Regions from separate parts of the Mus musculus genome. Here all the other regions are linked to region 3. A link is a loop called in an ENCODE intact Hi-C map of the cell type or tissue named here. Cell type or tissue: heart. All regions are shown on one strand.

Region 1 (8,000 bases), 190 kb before region 3:
AAGGCGTGCGCCACCACTGCCCAGCTGCATATGGGCTTTAAGACCCTCATTCTAGCTCCCTGGAAGTCAGTCTTCTAGCTGCCTTCTGAACAAGAAGAGGAACTCTCAGCTCCTCCTGCATCATGTGTGCCTGGATGCTGCCATGATCTCATTCTGATGATAATGGACCGAACCTCTGAAAATATAAGCCAGCCCCAATTAAATATTGTCCTTTAAAAGAGTTGCCTCAGTCATGGTGTCTGTCCACAGCGGTAAAACCCTAACTAAGACAAACATCTGATAACAGATAAACTAGTTGAGGATGGGAAATAAGAGTCAGATACCTAGACGGGCAGTAGTGCAATCCCTTTAATCCCAGCACTTGGGAGGCAGAGGCAGGTGGATTTCTGAGTTTGAGGCCAGCCTGGTCTACAGAGTGAGTTCCAGAACAGCCAGAGCTATACAGAGAAACCCTATCTGGAAAAACCAAAATAAATAAATAAATAAATAAATAAATAAATAAAATAAAGTCAGATACCTAAGACAAGGCCTTAACAATATGAAAGAAAAAAATTAATCCTAGGGGCTAGAGAGATGCCTTAGTGCTTGGTTAAGAACATTTGCTGCTTTTTTCCAGAGGACAAGGATTCGGTTCCCAGCACCTATATGGTTGGTAGCTTACAACCATCTGTACTTCCAGTTCTAAGGTATCTGGGATCCTTTTCTAAACTCCTTGGGTACCATGGATGGTATACAAAGACACTGGCAGGCAAAACATTTATGTTCATAAAAAGTAAAAACAAAACAAAACAAAACACACAAACAAACTAAACTGTCCTATGTGGATTCTGGGGATTGCACTCAGGACCTCATGCTTGCCAGGCAGGTACTTTACCAACTGAGCTACCTCCCCAGGCCATGTCCTGTTCCCCCAACGCCTTAATATCTTTTTTTTCTTTTAATGAAGGAGCTAGCCTACTTGAGGAGTTCTAGGCCAGTGATAGACCTTATCTCAAAAACAAAAGCAAACGATAAATCACATACATGGCACTCGGAGGATAACACTCGAAGTCATCCTCTGGCCTCAACACATACGTGTATATACACCATCACAGAAAGACACACAGAAGGGCTGGAGTGTGTGTTTTTAGTACTTTAAATGTATACTAGTAAATTTTTATACCTTGGAGCTGCAATCATCAAAACGAACTTGGTATCCTACTTTAGATCCCAAAGTGCATTTCATTTCCTCAGCAACCCTCTGAGCAACTGATATGGCGGCTACTTTTCGTGGCTGAGTCACACCAATCATACCATGTTGTGAAAACCCTATTAAAACCAGAAATATAAACACAAAGCAGAGTTAGCAATTCTTTCTTCCGACTGAACTAAAATTAAAAACTGTTCCTGGTCAATCGATGCAAATGGTATGTTTTCAAAAGAAAACCCTACAAGATCAGCAACATACTGCAGTACATTTGCATAAACATTCTTACTATTAATTTAAAACAGGAATGCACATTCACAGACGAAACAGCTCAGAGGTAAAGATGCTTCCCTGATACCTGAGTTCCACTCCAGACCCTACACTGGCAGGAGAGAACTGACTCCCTAAAGTTATCCTCTGACCTCTACATGCACACTGTGTCCCACATGTGCCTAAACACATATAGAGATAGCATATGAAAGGAAGTTTTAAAACATAAACCAGAGCCAATTTAAATATACATGTTAATTAGGTTTGAGGTTTTTATTTTTTTAAAGCATTTAAACAATAAGTCAAGGATTCTATAAGTTTGGTTGGTCTGTTTTACAAGATCTCATTAGTCTACCATACTGGCTTCAGACTCCTGGACCCTACATATCTTCTGCCTCACAAGTAGCTAGTACTATGGCATAAGTACGGTAAAACCAAAATACAAAAAAACTCCACACACTTCCTAAACTTTTCTTTGCCACAGAATAAAACTGGATTTAAAAATACCACTTTTGCATAAATTTTTGTAAACATTGTAACCATTTTAACATCCCCGAAAATGGAGATGTATTGTACCGTTGGTAGCACTTGCTTTCTTACTGGCATGTAAAATGACAGCACGCCTTAGCAGGCGATGTTGAATTAGGACAGATGCATCCGATTAGGTTACTGTGAGGGCAGGCGTGATGGAGGCTAGCTCAAACAGCATACGTAGGCCATTCTCAAAAAAAAAAAAAAAAAAAAAAATTCCCAGCAATGGTAACATACACCTTTAATCACAGAACTCAGGAGTCACGGGCAAGTGGCTCTCTTAGTTCCAAGACAGCCAGGGCTACACAGAGAAACCTTGTCTTGGAAAAAAAGAAAAAGACTTAAAAATTCAAAGGATATGTTTTTATTTATGTATAGTGTATATATATCTCTGTCTTTGAATGTGCACATTCAGGTCCCTAGGAGTCCAGAGGAGGGTATCGGAATCCCCCAAACTAGAGTTATAGGTGGTTGTGAACCGCCAATATAGGTGCTGGGAACAAAAATCTGGTCTTCTGAAGCAGCAGCAAGAGTTTACATCTGCTGAGCCATCTCTCTAGTACCCCCCAAATTAACTTTTATTTTAATATGAGTAATATATAATTTTCTCTTTTCCAAAATTATGAAAGAGAATGTTGCCACACTGATGAGACACTTTATTGGTAATTTGTTTGCTCAATTCTGGTAGAATCTGAGAATATTTGTCTGATAACGGTCTAGAGGAAGAATAAATTGTCAGCAACAGCAAAGTAGTGGTGGCACACACCTTTAATCCCAGCACTCAAGAGGCAGAGGCAGGTGCATCTCTGAGTTCCAGGCCAGCCTGGTCTACAGAGTGAGTTCTAGGGCTACACTGAGAAACCCTGTCTCAAAAAAAAAAAAAAAAAAAAAACCAACACCCCCCCAACAAAAATATGTCCCCAACAGAGGTCAACTATCCTTTCCAATTCACAATTGTTTCAGTTCTCACTGGCTAATGAGATAACCTTATCCTAAAAGAGAAAATTAACATCCTTTTATTTTTCCTTCTTATCATATAACCATAGCTGGCCTGGAACTTAATATGTAAACCATGCTAGCCTTACAACTCAGAGATGCTCCTGACTCTGCCTACCAAGTGCTGGGATTAAAAGTGTGCACCACCACAATCAGCCTTCTTCTTCTTCTTCTATTATTATTATTATTATCATTGTAGTTTAATATGTCACCCCAACAATTCCGGAGCCTGAAATAAATCCAGAAAGCCAAGGAGACATAGGGAGGCTAAGGATCTGACAAAGCAACGCAGCAATGGGCATTTGCACACTACAGTACTTTCATTAAAATTTAAAGAATTTCTCTCTTTAGTGCTTCCAGCTTTATCCAAGAATAAAATTACCTGCTTCATAAAGGTATTTAGGGAGTTGAGTTGTTTTACCACTTCCTGTATTTCCAGTAACGATGAGGAACGAGTTGTCCCTCACAGCTTGAATGAGCTTTTTTCTTTGTTTCTGAATAGGAAACGTTGGAGTTGTTCCTCCCTCCTGTGATGTGCATCCTTTCTCTTCTGTAACAACACAAAAACAATTGTGCAATGAAAACACCTGAGAAGAGCTCTCTGACAATGGCTCAGACCTGAAAGAAGAATGCACAGGAATCGCACAACGGGAAAGATCAATCTATGACTTTTCAGTTACGTCAACCATGTACAAATCACACGTGAAAGTTTATAAACTCAGAATAACTTTTTTTGGTAAAATCAAACAACTTCAACATTGTTGATGTGTAACTCGCCGTACTTGACAAAGTCAGTCAAGCACAAGACAACGTGTATGTATGCATACCTACCTGGAAAAACTAAACTCAATTTTATTAAACAATAGATCAACAACCTGAGCACAGCAGAACAACTCTGAGAAGAAGAAGAAGCCACCTGTATTTGCTTCTGATTCACAGTTCAAGTTAGGTCCCTGTTCAGAGTGACTGATATCCCAGAAGGCCAAGTGGTGGGTAACCATGGAAACTGGCTCCTGGAAACGGGCTCCCTTCATACCGTACCCAAAGGCAGGCTGGCGGCCCGACGAAGGGGAGGGGGATGAACGGGTAGAGAACAAAGGCTTTATGAGGCTGTAGAACAGCAGAAGGCATTTGGGCGTTCGGGTCCACTTTCTTGCCCCCCAGAGAGGTTCTCACCCAACTTGGGTTTGGGACCGCCCCCTTCTAAGCCAAAGTGCTCACTGGACGCAAAGTTCGTCGTCTGGCTTAAAAGACCAAAAGAACGTCTAAGCTCCCTTCCCACCTCCTCTGCCGCCCACAGATGTACTTTTCGCCCCGCAAATAACTCCCTCCGGGTGCCACAGCGTCCCGCGGACCGTACCTCTGTCAGCGATGCGAACAGCTGACGGCCGCTCTTCCTGGAGCTCTATTGGCCGCTCGCCTTCCTCCTGCCGCCTTGGCGCCCTGCCCGCGACGGCGGGAAACCGGGACATAGACCCGGTCCGGAGAAGAAGCGAACACGTCCACGGAGCCGAGGAGATGGGAGGGGAAAGGCGAGGACGCGCCCTGATGACGTAGGGGTGTTTACTTCCGCGCGTGCGACTGGCTGAGAGGGGTGGGGGAGCGGCTCGATGACGTGGCGGCCTCTGCTTGGACGCGCACGGGCCCGCGCTCCTGGGGGCCCCGAGGCACCACCCCCAAGGAGTCCCGCCCATCGCCACGTGCCTCCGCCACCCGCGAAGTCACACCTGAACACCTGAGGGCCAGGTCACAGTTTGTCCAGTGTGGCCCTTAGTCACCACAGCATCCCCACAAGTCTTGCCTATCTCCAGATACCAGTTGAATGACCCTTTCCCAGGAGCCGAAGCCATCCTACAGTGTGACCTTGGGCAACTCACTTCCCTATCGTCCTATCAAGACACATAGTGCGGTCCAACTTGTAGTTCTGTAGTTTTCAAAACTTAGATTCCCATGCTGTTTCACTTCCTTCATGGAACCCTTCATTTACATTTATTTGCATATTTTCCATACCCTCCAAGAAGCTGGGAAGACACACATGATCCAGACTTCCGGAACACTATATATTGTACACCCAGCAGGGAGCAGTGATTTGAGGTGGACAATAGGGTTTGTTGAGGATAGATGAATGAATAACATCTGGGTTGTTGGTTGATTTTTTTTGTTTTTTTCGAGACAGGGTTAACATCTGTTTTAAAATAAGTTGACTTTTAGTGGAAGTACGTTCCTTAGAAAACACAACTGCTGAAAATTCTACAGATACACATTATCTGAGGTGGTGTGGTTTACTTATTTTTAAAGGTATGTTGGGGACTTGGTGTACAGTTCAGTGGTAGAATACTTATCTACGATATGAGAGACCCTGGGATTCAATACCCAGTACTTTATCAAAGCTGAGTGTGGTCCTAACACTTGCGAGGCAGAGGCAAAAGAGTTGCTGTGAGTTCCGGGTTACCACCAGGATAATTCTGAGAATGAGACTCTGTCTCAGAAGAGGAGGTGAATAAAGGGGAGAGGGAGAAAGAAGGGAGAGGAAAAGAGAAGGAAGGAGGGAGGGGGGGAAGAGGGGAAAAGGGAGGGAGGGAAGGAGGGGGGTTCTTGGACTAGTCCTTCAGTGATAATGCCAGCTGATTTTCTGAGTTGAGTTAATTATGAAAAAATGTGAAGAAACCTGCTTCTTACACTTAAATCACTATGTAGCCCAGGATACCCTAGAACTCATGATCTTCCAGCCTCAGCTACCCAAGTGCTAAATTACAGATATATGTGACCTTGTCCATTTGCTTCTTGCACTTTTCAGTAGTTCCTGCTGTTAAAATTAATCATGGTTTATAGGAAGGCAACATAAAACTACCATTCACTTATCAACCCAAGACCAAACTAGAAAAGATGTAAGATGTTACAAGAATCCAAGACTTTGCTTTAAAACGTACATGTATCAACTCCTTTTCAACGTAACTGATCAACAACTCCTTTAATGCAAGTTTATCAGAATTTGAATGATAGCAAGTCAGGTGTAACTTTCTAACGGCTGAGGCAATAGCCCTAGTGACAGGAGAACATTTTAGATTTCTCCAAAACATTAAAACCATCTCTGAACCTTTCGATTTCTATTAGTAATTCAAACTATTATGTCAGAAGAGATCAAAATATACAATTGTAGTCAGACCATGAAGATATTGGTGACCTCTGTAACTGAGCAACAGACCAGCTATTTCACAAAGTCACTTTCTAAGAAAATAAGCAGAATCATTTCAAATCAGGAATTGTGACCATTTACTAAGCAATTTGTATTTAAATGATTAAGTATTTGATATATACAGTTTTGGACAAAGTCTCACTATATATCACTATATAGCCCTAGATGGCCTGAAACTCATTAAGTAGATCAGGTTAGCTTTGAGCTCCCAGAAGTTTGCCTGTCCAGGGATATGGGATTAAAGGTTAATATTCTCTGGTTTTCACGTGTGAGAAAGAAATTTCTGAAACTTCCTCTTGGTGATGAAAAAGAGAGAGATAAGAAACCTCACAATCATACTAACCTAATACTGGAATGAGAAGTGGAATTATTTAAATGAGGAGTGTCTTTCAGTGGTTGTAACTCTTAGAGTTGACTCCATTTGTTGATAACCACCTAGCAAAATATCCAGAATAAAACTGGAAGCCACGAATTAAAGAAAACAAAGTCAAGGAGCCTAGATGGTAGCACCATCCAACCAAGGTTTTCCCAACCTTGGCCATGTAGACTATTTTACTATTAATGACATAGGGATATTCCTAGTATTTCTAGACCAATGATCTTACAAATTACAATAACAAATAGAATACAAACACGGAGTAAAAGTGGAAAATGTGTGGGCTGAATTTTGGAAGAATGGTAAGCATCCCCAACATTGAATCTATGTCTCGTTACCTCTGAGTCAGGAGAAAGAGTACAAGTGATAAGCAAAGGTTAAGAAGTGTGGATTGCACCTTGCTGCTGTTGCTTCAATGAGCAGTCTTCCAAATGTTCTTGGTTCCATGCAATCTATTTCCGAGCATCAAGGGCTCAACTGTAAAGACTTTCAAAATGATGAAATAATGTGATTACATCGCCATTGAAAAAGAAAGCAAAATATGGTGGGTGGGTAAGGGGGACTTTTGGTATAGCATTGGAAATGTAAATGAGCTAAATACCTAATAAAAAAAAAAAAAAAAAGAAAGCAAAATATAGGGCCCCTGAAGTGATGGTTAAAGGGCCCTTCAATTATTACCCACTGGATTGCATTGTGCAGCATGTGTTACCCACCACCCCACCCATATACACACTGTACACACTCACATACACAATAATAAAATATTGTGAAGTAAAACCAATACATGAAGCAAAAATATCATATGTTGTTTACATAATAACAAGCAGAGTCCCAAACACTAGACACATAATAATGTCAGAGACCCAAGAACAGAACATGATGGCTTATGGCTCATAGAAAGACTGAACAGTACTATCACTAATCTGATTAAATAAGAATTGTTTTGGTCACATAAAGAAAAGCAGACAGAATCCGTACTGTACGGAGAAGGGGAGGTATCACAACACAAACTGAGAATGTATTTGATGGGCTTGTCAGTCACTGGTTCAAATGGATGAAGGCAAGTGAAAGGAAGATTGAGAACAGATGGTAAAGACACCCTGACTCAGGGGATGTGATGGAAAAGGCTGGGACAGGCCATAGTGGTGCACACCTTTGATCTCATCTCTTGGATGCAGAGGGAGGAGGATCACTGTGAGTTTGGGGCCAGCCTGGTCTACACTTGAAGTTCCAAGCCCATGGGGCTACATAGTGAGACCCTGACTCAAAAAGCAAAACTTGTCAATGAAATTATTTGGTGCATAACTGAACATGTTTAGGATCATTGTGTAATACAGGCATTGAAGTGGTCACAATTCAAGGCTCATTAAGATTAGTATTATACATTTACATTTGGGTCAAATTTCAATCCTTAAATATCAGTCTGGTCCTCTGTGTTTTCCTTT
Region 2 (8,000 bases), 240 kb before region 3:
GTGCCTGGTATCCTTGGAGGACTGAAGAGCCCCTGGAACTGGAGTTACAGGAGATGAGGAGTTGTCTGTATGTGATGGGAACCAAACCCAGGTGCTCAGGAAGAGTTAACAGTCGCTCTTAAGCACAGAGCACCTCTCTGGTCCCTTGTAGCATCTCTTAAAGGCAATCACTGCAGCAGGGCATGATGATGCAGGCCTAGAACCCCGGCACTCAAGAGGCTGAGAAGCAAGAGGATTTTGAATCTGAATCCACTCTGGGCAACATTAGCAAGACACTGTCTTTAAAATATGATTTATGGTCAGGTGTGATGGAATATGCAATAATTCCAGCACGCTGGAGCCAGAGGCAAGCAGATCTCAGTTCAAAGCCATCCTGTTATACATAGTAAGTTTCAGACCAGACAGTGCGATATAGTTAAGACTCTGTCTTAAAAACAGAAGAGGCGATCCAAACCCCATTCTGACTATGGCCCCTGAGTACGGCCTCCAGCCTTAGTCTTCCACTGTTAATGTGAGACAGGACCAAGGGCTGAGTGAGGACACAGCACACAACAGAAGTTGGACTGCTCTCCTCCTCACTCTCTAGCCCTCACTTATCAGAAACAACTGTCCCAACAGCACACTACCCAAGTTCCCAAGACTTTAAAGTGAAAACCATAGTTTTGCATACCTTAAAGTATAATCCCAAACAGGGCACAAGTATTTTCATTAAAATTGGCCAAACTCCTTAAAGCTGAGTAAACTAACCTTTAAGAAAATTCTGGGGGGGGTGGGGGGGGAGGGAATCGGTCTTCATTTAAACTATTTCCACGGTAGATTAGAGTCTACTTCCAGGTGGCATGCTCTTCTAGTCTTCCTAAGCATCTATTACTGCTTTCTCTTTGAAACCAAAACCTTCTTAAGAATCCTACTATTCAACTCAGCAACACATTGCATGTCTGTGTTTATGGATCAAAGAGAGAAGAACGGGGTGGAAAGATTTGTAAATGAAAATTAAAAGTATCCAAATGCTCAACAAAATGTGTCAATTGCAAAATGCTTAATATGCCAGGAACTGAAAATTGCAGGCAGTGGGGTTTTGTTGTTTTGTCCTTTGAGACAGGGTTTTGCTGGCTGGCACTGAACTTTCTGAGTTCTGCAGCCTAGAATTTGTTCAGAATCTGCAACTCAACAAAAATTCCTTCATCACATAAAATATCAAAATTATGTGATATAGTTCCAAGCCTTGATGACAGATCTTCATCTAAACAAATGCACAAAGGGATATGAAAATAAATAGCAATTTTTTATTTGCAACATTCTCATAAAAAGTTTAAAATAAATTAATTTAGAGTTTGCTGTTAACTTTCACAAGTGAACTCTACACTCCTTACTTCCCAGTTCTCCTAAATGCTTTAGAAAGTTGTTTTCTAAGCAGAATGGCAGAGGCTGGGCAATCAAAGACTTAAGATGACAACTGGAATAATCCTTACACTGTATGTTTGTTTGTTAAAAGAGAGGGAATAAAAGTCTGAGATCAGAAGATACATTATCCTTTCGGCACACCTGACTCTATCTACTAGAGTGGGATCCTACCAGCCAAAGCCTAAAGTGTAATGAGGTCCTCCAGAAAATAAGCATCCGAGATCTTCAAGTGTATCTGTAAAGCTATTTTATAAATATTCAAAATCTTTAAATTTTGGAAAACAGTTTCAAATATTTGCAGAAATTGCTACTCACATGCCACACCTGCATTAAATCTGTTTTTAATTAGTGACAAGTTTGGATTCCAGTCTGTAAGACCATTCAACAATTCTGGTCTTGAGTTTAATAGAAATGAAAAACTATTACTCAAATCACCAGCAACGGTCATGTCATCAGCAGTTGTCTTTGCTTCTTTTGTGTAAGGTTTATACACATATTTGCAGAAAGCTATTTCTGGTAACTTCAGTGTGGCCAAGTGTTAATCCCAAAGATGGGAGAAGAAAAAACAGCAACCCAAATCATGGTCAAATTAATTAAAGCAAGCAATTAATTAAAGCTAGATTTTTTTCTGTTGTTAGTGTACACAGGCTGCCTCCCTCTTAACTCAGCCTGAAGAGCCCACTGTCCACTAACATCCAGAACAGTGCTTTCCTAACACTTTATATTCTTAACAGAGGAAACTCAAGCTTGAATTGAGAACAAAAATTAACTTCTCTGTCAGCATTGTCACTTGACATTTTTCAGACCTTTACAAAATAGAGATCTTATTGCCAAAATCAGATGAATTATTTGAAAACTAGTGATGACTGAAGAAAATGTATTCAAGTCATTTAATGGGCAAAGAAGTCCTAAAGTAAAATAATTCGTTAATGTTAGCAACACGGTAAAGTCTATAAAGAAATATTTAATTATTTTACTTGGTGCTAAATTTTAGTTAACCCTCTTTATTATCAAACATCTTTTATGTATATCAATGAAGAAAAGTAAATCAGATTGCCTTCAATGATAAAGCACTCAATAAGTTACCAATATTTGAACTGGATCACTGCACCTCCCCCTCATGAAATTAGCCCTTCAGAAGATGCAGCTGAAAGCAGATTTCTTTATGGGGATACTTGAGGGAAAGTAAATTAATATGAATAAATTATGATGTCAAAGAGTCGGGACAAGTGAACCAGGAAAATCAGCAGTTCAGAAGAAGCGTAATTCAGCGAAGCCCTCCAACAGTCACCTGCCTAGGCCAACTGCTGGCAGGTTGCCAGGTTAGACAATGGTGTATTGACTCCAGGATAAGGTGCAGTGGGGGGCGGAGGGGGGACGCCCCAGACTATTAAAAAGGAGCCAGTTACAGATCAACTTGTTAGGTACTGACACAGAGCAGGTATGCACTTAAACCCGGCTCTGATGAATTCCACGCAGTCCTGTGAGACATACTCCTGCCGTAATCCCACAACTACCTGCTAAATTCCAAAAGGCCATAAATAACCTCTAAATAACTCTCCCTACCTGCAAGAATCAAAGTGAGCCTAAGAGCTACACTAACCCTCTGAAGAAACCAAGAAAGGAAAAATATGCGCGTTCCCCTTGGGACCTTGACCCCAGGCACCGAGACTGACACCGCCCCTTGCCGCCCCTCTATCTTCTTTCTGTTCCTTCAGTGAGTGTGACCTTCGGTTCCTTATAGATTCAGGGAAGGCAAGCCACGAGCCACTGCTACCCTAACCCCAAGGTGCCTTTCTCAGTGGTGAGCTGCAGAGGGAGGATGCAGCTCCTCCCCAACCCACCCGCCACACAATTCCTGGGTGCAGACTCGATGTAGAAATGGGAATAGACCAAGGGAAGGTGACAGCCCCGCGTCGCTCAGGGTTAACGAGAAATCTTGCTCTGGGAGAAACGCGCGAGAAGCTCCCCCACCTAGCCCCTACCCAAATGAATGAACTGAGTAAAATGGGAAGGGGGGTCTGGTATGCGCAGTTCTTGCAATCCAGGAAGCAGAATAAGAGGTCGTCAGACGTAAGGCCTGGCCTCGCCGCCCTTTGCACTCCGATTCGTCATTTCCATCCTAGTCTCATATCATTTAACCCTTTAAGCTTTTAAGACACTGTCCTTCCTCCACCTATGCCAAATACCGACACCCCCCACTCCCCTTCTCTCGATCCCTTTCGGGCCAGGCCGCTAGCTTCTTCCTTCCCACGACCCTCGAAAAGTCCCTCAGCAGCCCCGACTCACACGTACCTGGAGATGCTCCTGAAAGCGAATGGGCAGAATCTGGGCCATGGCGCTGTCGGGGAGTATGGTCTCCTCCTGTCACTGGGGCTGCAGGGCAGTGCCTGCCCGGGCTCTCCAAGGGAGAGGAGGAGACGGGGAAGGGGAGGGGAGGCTGGGCTCAGAGGGATACTCTCCGGGGACGCAGGGAACTGGCAGGCAGACGAGAGAGCTTGGGTCGGGGGCGGAGGCTCCAGGGGCCGGGAGAGCCGCAATGGCGGAACCGGGAGCAGCGCAGACTCCGGAAACGGCTGAGCCCTGCGGAAGGATCCCGAGGCAGAACTCCGCCCAGTCTCCTCACGCCGTCCGCCTTATGTAGCCTTCCACAGACGCCGCGCCGCGGTCGGGCGTAGGGATTCAGGGACGCAGTGCGCGGAGCGCTCTTCGCTGATGCGGCTGCGGGGAAACAGAGGAACCGAGGGACTACTTTTTCTAGACTCATCACTTTCCCCAGGCTCCGGTTTCTCCCTTCTCCCCTCCCCCCTCCCACTTTTTTTTTTTTTTAACATTTTGCCACATCATGCGACTCGGGGCGAACTACGTCATTTCCGTAGGCGCTGTAAGACCCACCCACGCACTTCCCGGTGCACGTGATGCGGGTAGGGAAGGGTCGGTTGAAGGCTGCCAGAGTGGAGGGCGAGAGGCAAGATACTGGCCGCTGCTCCTGGGGAGGAGGTGGCGGTTGAGCCCCCTGCCGGCGTGGCGGCCTGGGCGTGAGGACACCGAGTGCCTGAGGAGAAGGCCGCGGCGTGGGTGCCGCGGTGACTAAGGGAAACGGCCCCGCCGCAGAGCTCCTCGGGCGGCTGGCTGCGGCGCGCCTCCCCCGCCTGGTTTCGCGCAGTGGGTGGTTGCTGACACCTCAGGGAGGGGGACCGTACTGAGCTGCAAGCTTCCTTGCCCTGACGCACGCCCTTCTGACGCCAGGAGAGCCGGATGGCTCCTCGAGATCCTCAGATAAACCATCTCAAAGGACAGGGAAGGCCATGGGAGAAGAATCTCCTGCTGGCCCCTGGAGAGCGCTTCCGCGGACATTTTGGTGGACTTAGATCAGCCTAGTGTAGAGATCAGTTTGGCCTTCGAGAACTGGAGGGTTCGGCCACAGGAAAAAGCTTAAAAGATGTAGATCAAAGGATGGCTAGGGAAAGAAACCTCAGGGGCTGTCTTGGAGCTGAGGGATTGACTGTTAGTCATACATGGTAGTAGGACCATTACCTGTAGTTACAGGGTGGGCGATGTAATAAGCCCTTCAAAACCGGAGCACCTTGCCTTCCTACAGCAGTAAGCTATCTGCAGCATTCATTAGCGATTAATAGCCGCCCCAGAGCTCTTGCTAAAGTGTAAGGTGTAATGTCTCACAATAGCACCAATATAAGGAAGATTTAGAGAGTTCATTTCCACATAGTTCGTCTTAATCCCCCTGAAAGTTCTTGAGGAAATTACTTTCAATGCCCCTTTCAACCTAAAGAACATAAGACAACCACTGGGTGTACAATAATTTTGCGTAAGCGGTTTTGCTTAGAGAAATCTGCTTAGTCATTTCAGTTGCGTTTAGTATTCCCCCCAAATACTGCCTTTCATATCTGGGCTGAGAGGAGAACCAGGCAAGTGAGAAGGCAGACAACAGACCCTTGAAGAAGAGCCTTGCCACCATATTTAGGATGTTTTGTGTTTACATAATTTCACTTAAGCACTTGAATGTGCCCTGTCCTGCAATGTTTGAAAAGATTGTTTTCATAAGACTTTGTCCTTTTCTAGAGGTGGGCAAATTTTAAATTAAAATCCTAAGGGAGTTACTGTTTTATTACAGAAATGTCAGTAGCTTAATAGAATTGCACTTTCAATCTCAGAATTTGGGATGTAAGAGCTTCACCATGAACAGATCACCACATTTCAATTTATTGACAAGGGCCTTGTATTTTCATACAGACCCTGCATGAAAGGACATTTCAAATCCCCAGAGCAGTTGATTTTACTTCCTTGGTGTGGAATACCTAACCAAAAAGTGCGCTGAGACTGCTTTGTCATCACACATAGAAATTTCAAGAATGAGTTGTTTTCAGAAATCATTTAGAAAGAAGAAAAGTAGATGGTGATATCCCAAATCATTCTGCTTATTAATAGGACTGCTGCCTTGCCTGCCAGATTCTCCTCTCAGCCTAAATATGAAAGGCAGTATTGGAGAAAAACAGTAAAAGCAACTAAAATGACTAAGCAGATTTCACTCAGCAAAGGCACCTTAAACAGTTAATGCCCCCCCCCCTTTTTTTTTCCAAGAGAAAAATAGTGTAAATGATAATGCTACCCAATGCTGGGGACACTGTGGTGCTCACCTGTGATCCTCACACTGGAGGGTTCTGAGGCAGGAAGATCTAGAGTTCCACATAGCAGGACCTTGTTCCCCCAAACTAGAACAGCTCCAAACTGGCATGCCTCTTAAAGATCAGTAATTTGCTGTAATAAAAGATGATTATAATGAGATTGTGCTGGCTAAATTTCCAGCAGGACAGAGACAGGGGAAAGGACAGTTCCTGGTTTAGAAATCCCAAACACAGTAATCCCAGCATTCGGGAGGCAGAGGCAGGCGGATCTCTGAGGCCAGCCGGGTCTACAGAGTGAGTTCCAGGACAGTCAGGGCTACACAGAGAAACCCTATCATGTAAAACCAAAAAGAAAAAAGAAATCCCAAACACTGAGGCACTAAGTTTTCTAAGCTATACCTAAAAGGCGTGGTTTTAAGCACTACCTTAAAATAGATAACCTGATAAGCTCTAAAACAAATCCTGCTATCCTGTGTAAGTAACTTTTTTATCCAAACAGACTGCTGCAAAGGATGAGTCATCACCCTGGCTTTTAGTTTGCCCTGTTTTAGTAAAAGAGGTCATGTACTAAATGGTCAAGGTATGAATTTGAAGCTATTTTTACAGAGTTATCAACAGCAGGCCCTTATATAGTAAGCGCCATAACAAAAACATTGCTTTGTATGTTATTTTGAGGAATTGTAGTTTCTCAAAATCTACACAAGAAAACTGTATTGTTCGCCAGTTCTATATTTTATACCAGGAACTCTGTAATGGTTATAGATGTGTAACCATCCTGGAACACAAAGCAAAACCCACCACTTTTCTGCTGGGTGTGCTGGTACATGCCTGTAATCCTAGCACTTGGCACTTGGGAAGCCAGGATAATAGTGAAGAGAGTCAGGAATTCAGGGCTGGTTTCCTATATTGAACAGACTGAGCTACATGAGATCCTGCCTCAAAACAAAATCTTTGATAGCCACACATGATGACTCACACCTGTAGTCTCTGAACTTCCCTGAGTGAGGCTTATGCCTCATCTTCTGTGGGTGAGGTTGTGGGGAATTCAAGGGCAGCCTAAACTACAGAGAAACTGTCTCTCCCTCACTGTCCCCACCCCAAAGCCAAACCTTTTTATAGGATTCCTCCATAGTAGTTCATCTTAAGGCAATCCCAAAGCCTTCTAAAAACAGCTTGAACTAATTGCAGTGTAAAAGTCATAGACATTCATCAGATAGACAATGATTAATTGGAAAGTAGAACTCTAATGCTTCATACCAAATATAATTCAGATTTTAGAAACCATAAGAGACACTTTGGAATTATACAGGTAAGATTCTGGTTTCACCATTTAAACAGCACCTTTAAAATACCTCAGCCCCTTAGAGCTACTGATAAGAATTGTAGCTTTTCATGCAAGATAAAAGAGAACCATAGCGCTTGCCACTAAGAAAGAGAATCTCCCTTGAGTCTTAGGGATTGGTCAACATAGTGCCCACTGTGTTTCAGTGCAGTATGATCAGACTATAGGCAAAGTTCCTCAACAAGGATAAAGAGTGGACAAAAAACATTTGCAAAGCAATATGGCCTTTCTACTTTAGTCTGAAATGGACCTGAGCTTATATCTTTCTTTCACTGTCAAGCTGTTCTTGAATACCCTATAGACAAGTTCTATAATGGATCAGGGATGGCAATAAGATGTACAGTGAGTATTCACTAAAATAGCACCAAGTATATTCCAAATGAAAGGCTAAGACTAATCTTGTGGGAACTGACCTTGACTCTGGTCACATTAAACAGGTCCCTCCAGTTTCTAACAGACTCTGGCAGAGGGAATAGCTTGGTGTTCTCTTAGGAGGTCATTTCAGGCAGTATGGAGGGTCATACCTTTAATCCCAGCACTAGGAAGGCTAAGTCAAGAGGAAGATCAGCCTTGAGTTTGAAGCCAGTCTAGACTACATAGTAGTTTCCAGA
Region 3 (8,000 bases):
CATACTGCAGGTAGTATGGCAACAGTCACTGCCTCCTAGAATGTCTAGTCCAGGCTAGCATGCATTGCTATAATGTATCCCTTACTGCGGATCCCTAGCCAAGTTTGAAAATCATGGTTCTAAAGAATTGAAGGGGTTTTGTTTGGTTTTGTTTTTTTTTGTTTGTTTGTTTGTTTTCTGAGACAAAGGGTCTCCCTACATAGCCCTGCCTAACCTGGAATCCCTTTATACAGCCCAGGCTGACCTCAAACTTGCAGTGATCAGAACTTACCTCACGGGGTACTGGGGTTAGATATTTACCACCACTCCCGGCTGGGAAAACTAGTCACTGTTTTTCTGAGACAGGATTTCTGTGTAGCTTTAGCTGTCCTGGAACCTGCTTTGTAGACTAGGCTGGTCTCAGAGATCCCACCTGTCTCTGTCTCCCAGATGCTGGGATTAAAGGCGTGTACTGCCACTGCCTGGCAAAGGCACATATTCTTATCTGTGTTCTTTATTTTCCATTTCCCACCCTTATCTCAAGGCAAGCAGAGAGATCTAAGAAGTGATGTTACTGAACCCTAAACTAGGCAGAGCCCAACTGAGGCAGTGCACGAGCCCAGGTACCCCGCTCTATCGCATCCGACCCTGTCGTGGAATCCGGGACAAATCACAGTGCCTAAGGTAAGATTCCCCAGCTCTTCTCAGGCCGGGCTTGTAAAGAACCCAGTCACTCATCACAGCTCAGTACAAAACCGGGGGTGGGAGCAGTCATAGTTAAGTATGAACCAGTCACAATGAGATATGTGTATGAAAATGTTCTAATAAAGCCATTATTTTTGACAAATTACAGAATTTACAAAATGATGTAAAGAGAGTGAAACTTCCTCAAAGATAAGAATATCAAATGCTAAGAAAGCTGATGGACTGAACTCAGGTAAAACCTACAGCAGTGTGTGCCAAAAGGAAAAGCAACCCAATCTTACTGACCAGATCCTGTAAACCCCCAAACCAGGCAGACTACTGCAGAGCCTCAAGCATGAGGTTTACTGTAATTCCTTTGTGCCTCTAATGTTCTGTAAATGGGGTTCAGAAAAGTAATCCCTAGGCTTGTTGTTCAGTGCTCTGGACAGGGAGCCCATCTTGCGAGAACGAAGACAAGCATGAGGAACAAAAGACTAATAGGACTCCAACTCAGTGGCTCAAAGACCCTCCAACGTGGCAACAACAAATCAACAAGGAAGCCAAAAAGCAGGGCTCCGGCGCATTTGCCATTTCCAGCAGCCGGGCCGTGGAAGGCTAGGCAAACCGGAGGATGCTCGCTCAGCTTTTTAAAAACTGTGGGTAAAAGTGAAGTCAGAGGTGGCAGGCAGTTCTTTGCACGAGGGGTCCAAAGCAACAGTGCTTCCCCCTAAGTGCCAGCCAGGAGACGGGTGTAAGGTTCCACTGTTTCGGAAAAAAAAAAAAATCACCCGAAGGGAGTCAGCAACCAGGCAGGTAAACTTGAAGCAGGAAGAGAGGCAGGAGCCAGCTGCGGGAGGGACTCTCCGCAGAGGCCCCCGCAGCGAGTCTGGCAACAGAGTTCGTGCCCACCCCTTGGCAAGGCCGCAGGGGAGGCGCCGGGAAGCGTCCAGGCAGGAACTCGCTGTGGTTCCCTTGGCTTGGGGCTGCCGAAGCGCTCCGGGGACTTTAGAGGGCGACGTGCCCCAGACCCAACTATCTCAATGGAGACATCGACCATACAGCCGGGTGCCGCCGGGTGCCATCCGTGGGGGGTGGGTCACGCCGAACAAGGGAGGCGTTGGCGCTCAGGTCTCTGGGTCCCCATATTTGCCAGGCGGCTCGTCGCCACCCGCCGAGTCCCGAACCCGGAGCGCGCGCCAGTGTTTGTAAACAAACCGGTCACGTGGCTGCAGCAACCCGTTCCCCGCCCCTAGCACCCCGGGAACCTTCGGGGAGCCCCCTCGGGACCGCGACAGCACCGCCCCAGCCGAGCCCGGCTGCACGCAGCCCAGGAGCCCGACCGTCCCCAGGGCGCACAGCCCGAACTGGAGCGGAATGCGCCCCACGCCCACGCGAGCCCAGCTCGAGATCCCTCATACCTGGCGGTAGGCTGCCCGGTCCGGCCAGCGCCGGGCTCTCCGGAGTGCTTGGCGATGAAGGACTGCACGGCTGACTCTAGCGCTCCCTGCGCGCTCTTAAAGCCACAGTCTCCGCCACCGCCGCCGCCACTGCCGCTCCGCATCCCTCCGAATCCGGGCTGGGGGCTTGCCGGGTGACAGACGCGCCCCCGCGCCTATCCCATCGGCTCAGCACATAGCAACACGCCACTGGTTGGCCCTGCACGGCCGCAGCCCATCCGCCAGGAGCCAATCACTGGAGGACGGAACTCCGCCCCTGCTTTCCCTGCCTCCCGCCCCCAACCCCCACCCGCCCCTCGGCCCTGGCGGGGCGCGCGTGCGAGGAGTGTGGCAAGGTCTGGGTCCCGCCAGTCCTGGCAGCTGGCGGGCAGGGCTGGGAGAAGAGGTGATTAGAGTGGGGGAGCTCTCTGAGATAGGAGCCTGTTTGTCTGGCTTTACTGGGATTCCCAGGACCCGGGGTTATGTTGGGAAGTGGGATTTACAGTGCTTTTGTTTTGAGAACCTAGATAGTAATTCCTCGCTCCACTTTTTAAGCCACTCCTGACCCAGAGCCTAAGTTACTAAAAGTGACCCGCAGAGTTCAAGGCAGGTGTATTTAGTAAGATAGTACCAGTCTCGTCATGCCCACCCATGCCCTGCTCAGAAGCGGAGATTCTCTATTTCCTCTGCCCTGCTCGAAATTTCCTAATTAAAACTAGGAAAGGGTTGTCTGGTGTGTTCGAGTCCCTGGGTTGGATCCCCAGTACTGAGAGTGGAAGAGCATAGAGAAAGACTATAGAGAAACTGGGATCCCTATTGCTAATGGTTAGTGAGGTCTATTAGCAACAGAAAATACAATAAGAGTAGTCAAGGTGACCAAAAGGGAGGAACTGGCATTCTGGGTCAGTGGGGTGGTGCTTTTCAAGGAAGAGAGGGTTAAAAAATAAACTCATGACAGTCGGGAAGTCCAGGGAGGCACCAGGTGGGTGGAGTGGGGCAGAGTCTTCCTACCGGAAAACAGGTCAATTTGATAAAAGAATTTCTGCGGGGGGGGGGGCGGGGGAGACACGGCAGACCCACCCTTTTTTCTAAGACACTGGGATTCTGAATGGTGTTGGGGCAAAATACATGTTTTCATTGCTATTTTAGAAGAGAAAAAAACACAAGGTAATTGGACAAGGTGGTTCTCTGCTTTATAGCCCAATTATAACCCAAGGCTTGGGAAGTGTTAGAAGTTTAAGGTCATTCTTGGTTAGATCGGTCCAAGCTAGCCAGGTTACTGAAAAAGAGAAAAAAAAAAAGTTCATGCGGGGTTGGGGTGCTGAAGGAGGCCCAGGAACCTTTGGTCTCCTATCTGGCAGCAGTTTACACACAAACCCAGGCTGGTATTTGGGTAGATCCCCGGGTGACTCAAAAACGTCACCTGTCACTCCACCCAGCTGTTTTTAATACATATGCAATCAACTAAATTGTCTTCAGTGAATGTACATCGCATGGTTAGGGATGAAAAAAAGTCCCAACGTTAGTAAGAACAAAACCACTCATTTTTGCCGGCAGATACCGGTTTCAGTGTAGGGGCACTGTCAATATTTACAATTGACTGCTTTGGGAATTATAAATCCTGGAGTCCAAAAGCCTTCAGCTAACTAACCACAACCTTGAAAAGACTTGAGATTGGATCTTTAAGAAGATATACTAAATTCTTTAGATTATCAAAAGCTTGATTACCAGCCCAAGGCTGCTTTCTGAGGTTAAATTCCTCTGTGCCCTTAGGCCTTAGTACCCATCGCCTAAAAGAAGGGAGGGCTGGGATCTGGTGGTGGAACTCACAGTAGAGACTTTGCCTAAGGTTCTTGAGGCTCTGGGTTCAATACCCATTACTGCAGAAATAAATAAGGACGGCTGAAATAAGATGGTTTCTGACATCCCTTCCAACTCTAACATTTCAAATCAGGAACCAGGAAATCAAATTGGTTACATTTCTGCAATAGTGTGTTACTAAATATGTTTATATCCACGGGTTCCCTAACGCCTAACAGTAGATTCTGTACTGGTTTTAACACCCTGAGATACTGGTATGTTATGTAACAAGATTGGAGGCTACTGTTCTGTGCTTAAATAAAAGATAACATTAGCTAAAGAAAGCCTGCCTTGTGTGGGGTGCTCTGAGGACCCCTGCAGGCCTGCTGTGTGATTGCAGGAGACTGGAAGAGGCCACAGAACCACAGGGCTGAAAAACAATAGAATCAGCCAGCCAGGAAAAAAAAAAAAAAAAAAAAGCCAGATCATGCCTTCTTCCAGCCAAAGGAGCCAAGCTGTGTGAGTTGACAGAAGGGAGAACCGAAACAAAGAAGTGTGTATGTGTGTGTTGGGGGGCAGGGAGTGAGTACTAGAAACTGCTTCTCTTTCTCTCTGCACCCAAACACCTTCATGGGCCCTCAGTACACATTTACTCAGTGCCCATCTTCAGCACCTTTCCCTGTTGCCTTGGACTTATTCCGAGAACCTATGGGAGAGGAAAGAAGCCCAGGCCAATGGACAGATTGAGAATAGACAGATAATTATTGAAGCCGAGGGCCGCAACAGAGAGGATATTATCCCAGAGAGCAACAGAAAGACAGCAACAAACTTATTCAGAGTCAGAAGGCTCCCTTACAAACAACAACAATGAGACCAAAAAGGAAAAAAAAAAAAAAAGAAAGAAAGAAAGAAAGAAAAATTGGTTGGCAATAAAGGTTTGAGAGGCTCCTGGGCTCACAGGTGGTTCCTCTGCCTGCTGCCTTGGGATTGACTCCTCTTTGTGATGCTAAGCCACATTTATACATCTACTCATCCTTTCACAGTCAGTGTTTGTCTTCGCTTACTAATCCTGTGTGTTCTCACTTCTGCCACCTAAGTGCGGCTCTGGCTGTGAGCAAATCACTTTCTGCTTTTTGTTTTCTTTCTTCCTTCTTTGTCCCCACCCTCCTCTGGAGTCAGAGTCTGTATTTTGTAGCCCTGGCTGACCTGGAACTCACCCTGTAGCACAGACTAGCCTTGAACTCACAGAGATCTGCCTGTCTCTGCCTCCCCGGAGCTGGGATTAACTGTGGGCCACCACTGCCTGATGCTCTTTTCACTTAAAAAAAAAAATTGCCGGGCAAGGTGGTGCATACCTTTAATCCCAGCACTAGGGAGGCAGAGGGAGGTGGATTTCTGAGTTCGAGGCCAGCCTGGTCTACAAAGTGAGTTCCAGGACAGCCAGGGCTATACGGAGAAACCCTGTCTTGAAAAAAACAAACAAACAAAAAATTATTTTGTTGCTGGTATGTGACTGTGTACACGGAGAAGTTGGGAAAGGACAACTTGTGAAAGTCAGCTCTCTGCTTCCATTTTAGTTTCTTGTTTTGCCAAAGCAGAAAAAATAACTTTGCCATTGTTGTTGGGAAGCTAGCTTTACCTATAATCCAGTGCAATTAATAGCAGAGATAGCAAGAAACATAATAGGGGGAACAATATAACATTTAGAGTAGAAGTTCTAAAAGTTGTGTGGAGGGAAATAATCAGACTTGCCAGCTATACTGTCAGAGACCTCTATTTTTCTGTAGGATTGTCACCTCCTACAGACAAAAGATACTTGCATTTGTATACATGGTTGACTCCATAGCTTCCGTTAACCTTTTTTTGTTTTGTTTTGTTTGTTTTTTTCCAGCACTTCGCTGTGTAGCCCTGGCTGTCCTGGAACTCACTCTGTAGACCAGGCTGGCCTCGAACTCAGAAATCTCCTGCCTCTGCCTCCCAAGTGCTGGGACTAAAGGTATGCGCCACCACTGCCTGGCTAGCCGTTTTGTTTTTTTTTTGTTTGTTTGTTTTTTGTTTTTTTGGTTTGTTTTTTTATAGATATATAATGGTTATATCTGTGTGTATGGATCAGCTGCATTCAATGCTTACTGAAGTCAAAAGAAGGTGCTTGATAACCTAGAGCTGGAGCTACAACTCCTGGCAGTTGTGAGCCACCTGGTGTGGGTGCAGGGAGCTGAACCCTGGTCCTCTGGAAGGACAGCGAGGACTCTTTTCCATTCAGCCGTCTTTGCAGCCCTTTAAGATAACTTCATTCAGAGCAAAGGGATATTACAGATTGCAGAGATGTGCTATAAGTGTTGACAGCAAGCTGAGGAAGTCCTCAAGTGCCAATTGCCATCTTGCTGAGTAGAGTTACTCTTCTTATTTCTTTTCAGTGCATACTCCAGGCTACCCGTCCTCAGAGCTTTGGGCTAAATTGCCACTTACCTTTTTACACGGGTTCCAGGCCCTTTTGCTCGCACATGCCCATTTACCTTCGGAGCCATCTCTCCAGCCTCAAGGTTGTTTATACATGCCCCAGTTGTGTTTGGTTGTTTTAGATGAAGGCAAAATCTGTAGCTCAGGCTGGCCTCATAGTCGAAGCAATCCTCCTGCCTCAGCCCCCAAAATGCTGGGACTAAAGGTGTTTACTAGCAAGACAAGTTCTCTGTGTGTCTGTTTCCTGTATCTTTGTCTCTCTGTTTCTCTTCGTGTGAGGGACCATGTATATTGAGAGAATTCGGAACTGGGGCTGGCTTTGAACTTCCTGTGTAGATAAGGATTCCCCCTACCTTGAACCTCTGGAACCATAGCATTTATCCACCGTACCCAGTTTTATGCAGTGCTGGGCATCAGATCCATGATTTGGTACCCACTAGGCAAGAATTCTACCAACTAAGTTACATCCCGGGCTGGTGAGATGGCTCAGTGGGTAAGAGCACTGACTGCTCTTTCAAAGGTCCTGAGTTCAAATCCCAGCAACCCCATGGTGGCTCACAACCACCCGTAATGAGATCTGATACCCTCTTCTGGTGCATCTGAAGCCAGCTACAGTGTACTTATTTATAATAAATAAATCTTTTTTTTTTCCATTTTTTTATTAGGTATTTAACTCATTTACATTTCCAATGCTATACCAAAAGTCCCCCATATCCACCCACCCCCACTCCCCTGCCCACCCACTCCCCCTTTTTGGCCCTGGTATTCCCCTGTACTGGGGCATATAAAGTTTGCAAGTCCAATGGGCCTCTCTTTCCAGTGATGGCCGACTAGGCCATCTTTTGATATATATGCAGCTAGAGTCAAGAGCTCCGGGGTACTGGTTAGCTCATAATGTTGTTCCACCTATAGGGTTGCAGATCCCTTTAGCTCCTTGGCTACTTTCTCTAGCTCCTCCATTGGGAGCCCTATGATCCATCCATTAGCTGACTGTGAGCATTAAATCTTTTTTTAAAGATTTATTTATTTGTTATATGTAAGTACACTAGCTGTCCTCAGACACTCCAGAAGAGGGAGTCAGATCTCGTTACAGATGGTTGTGAGCCACCATGTGGTCACTGGGATTTGAACTCCGAACCTTTGGAAGAGCAGTCGGCTGCTCTTACACACTGAGCCATCTCACCAGCCCATAATAATAAATAAATCTTAAAAAAAAAAAGTTACATCCCAACTACTCTTTTTTTGTTTTTATTACTTTAAATTTAGCATATAAAGCACTGGGTTTCGTAGTGACATATTTATACATATAGATCACTGTGCTTGGTTCTAATTTGTTCCCCGCCCCGCAAGCAAGTCCCCTTTTGGATTTTGTCTAAGTTTGTTTTTTTGAGACAGGGTTTCATGTAAGCCAGGCCAGCCAGAAACTTTCTATGTAGCTGAGGATAACCTTGAACTACGGATGCTCCTTCTGCTTCAGTCTCATAAATGTTTGGGATTACAAGCCACAAGCACCGCAGTTGGTCCTTGTAACCTTTCATAGCATTGAGGATACTCCCATCTTCTGTTCCCTTTCCCTCCCACACCGCAATCCACCCTCAAGTCAAGTCAGCTTCACTTCCAAACACACATTTGCTTTGCTGG

Evidence for each region. Hi-C counts contacts between places; a loop is a spot of excess contacts. Peaks named below come from ENCODE experiments on the same cell type or tissue, not always from the same donor. Only the 100,000 strongest peaks of a DNase experiment are listed, where the experiment ranks them.
Region 1: a loop joins it to region 3, with 1.8 times the contacts of the local background. A loop is called at or near these places in 5 of 42 quality-filtered maps.
Region 2: a loop joins it to region 3, with 4 times the contacts of the local background. A loop is called at or near these places in 6 of 42 quality-filtered maps.

The regions. Positions count from the first base shown.
Region 1 is chr11:86,803,095-86,811,094 of GRCm38, forward strand. It overlaps Dhx40 (DEAH (Asp-Glu-Ala-His) box polypeptide 40), which reads right to left and starts at 4,566. Exons shown (of 18, transcript NM_026191.2): 1 at 4,344-4,566; 2 at 3,366-3,533; 3 at 1,163-1,308. The coding sequence starts at 4,455. In heart, no CTCF peak of the experiment used is centred here; DNase peaks (open chromatin) are centred at 4,057 and 4,537; H3K4me3 peaks cover 1,550 bases; H3K27ac peaks cover 1,157 bases.
Region 2 is chr11:86,753,549-86,761,548 of GRCm38, forward strand. Cltc (clathrin, heavy polypeptide (Hc)) reads right to left here and starts at 4,019. Exons shown (of 32, transcript NM_001003908.2): 1 at 3,700-4,019. The coding sequence starts at 3,741. Gm42085 (a long non-coding RNA gene) reads left to right here and starts at 4,165. Exons shown (of 3, transcript XR_880101.3): 1 at 4,165-4,328. In heart, a CTCF peak has its summit at 4,416 (motif pointing left); DNase peaks (open chromatin) are centred at 2,773, 4,023 and 4,323; H3K4me3 peaks cover 3,984 bases; H3K27ac peaks cover 3,793 bases.
Region 3 is chr11:86,991,511-86,999,510 of GRCm38, forward strand. It overlaps Ypel2 (yippee like 2), which reads right to left and starts at 2,252. Exons shown (of 5, transcript NM_001005341.3): 1 at 2,082-2,252. It overlaps Gm51915 (a long non-coding RNA gene), which reads left to right. Exons shown (of 3, transcript XR_003949754.1): 2 at 524-663; 3 at 833-2,827. It also overlaps Gm22387. In heart, CTCF peaks have their summits at 1,636, 2,309 and 4,278; DNase peaks (open chromatin) are centred at 2,281, 3,061 and 4,371; H3K4me3 peaks cover 3,002 bases; H3K27ac peaks cover 4,692 bases.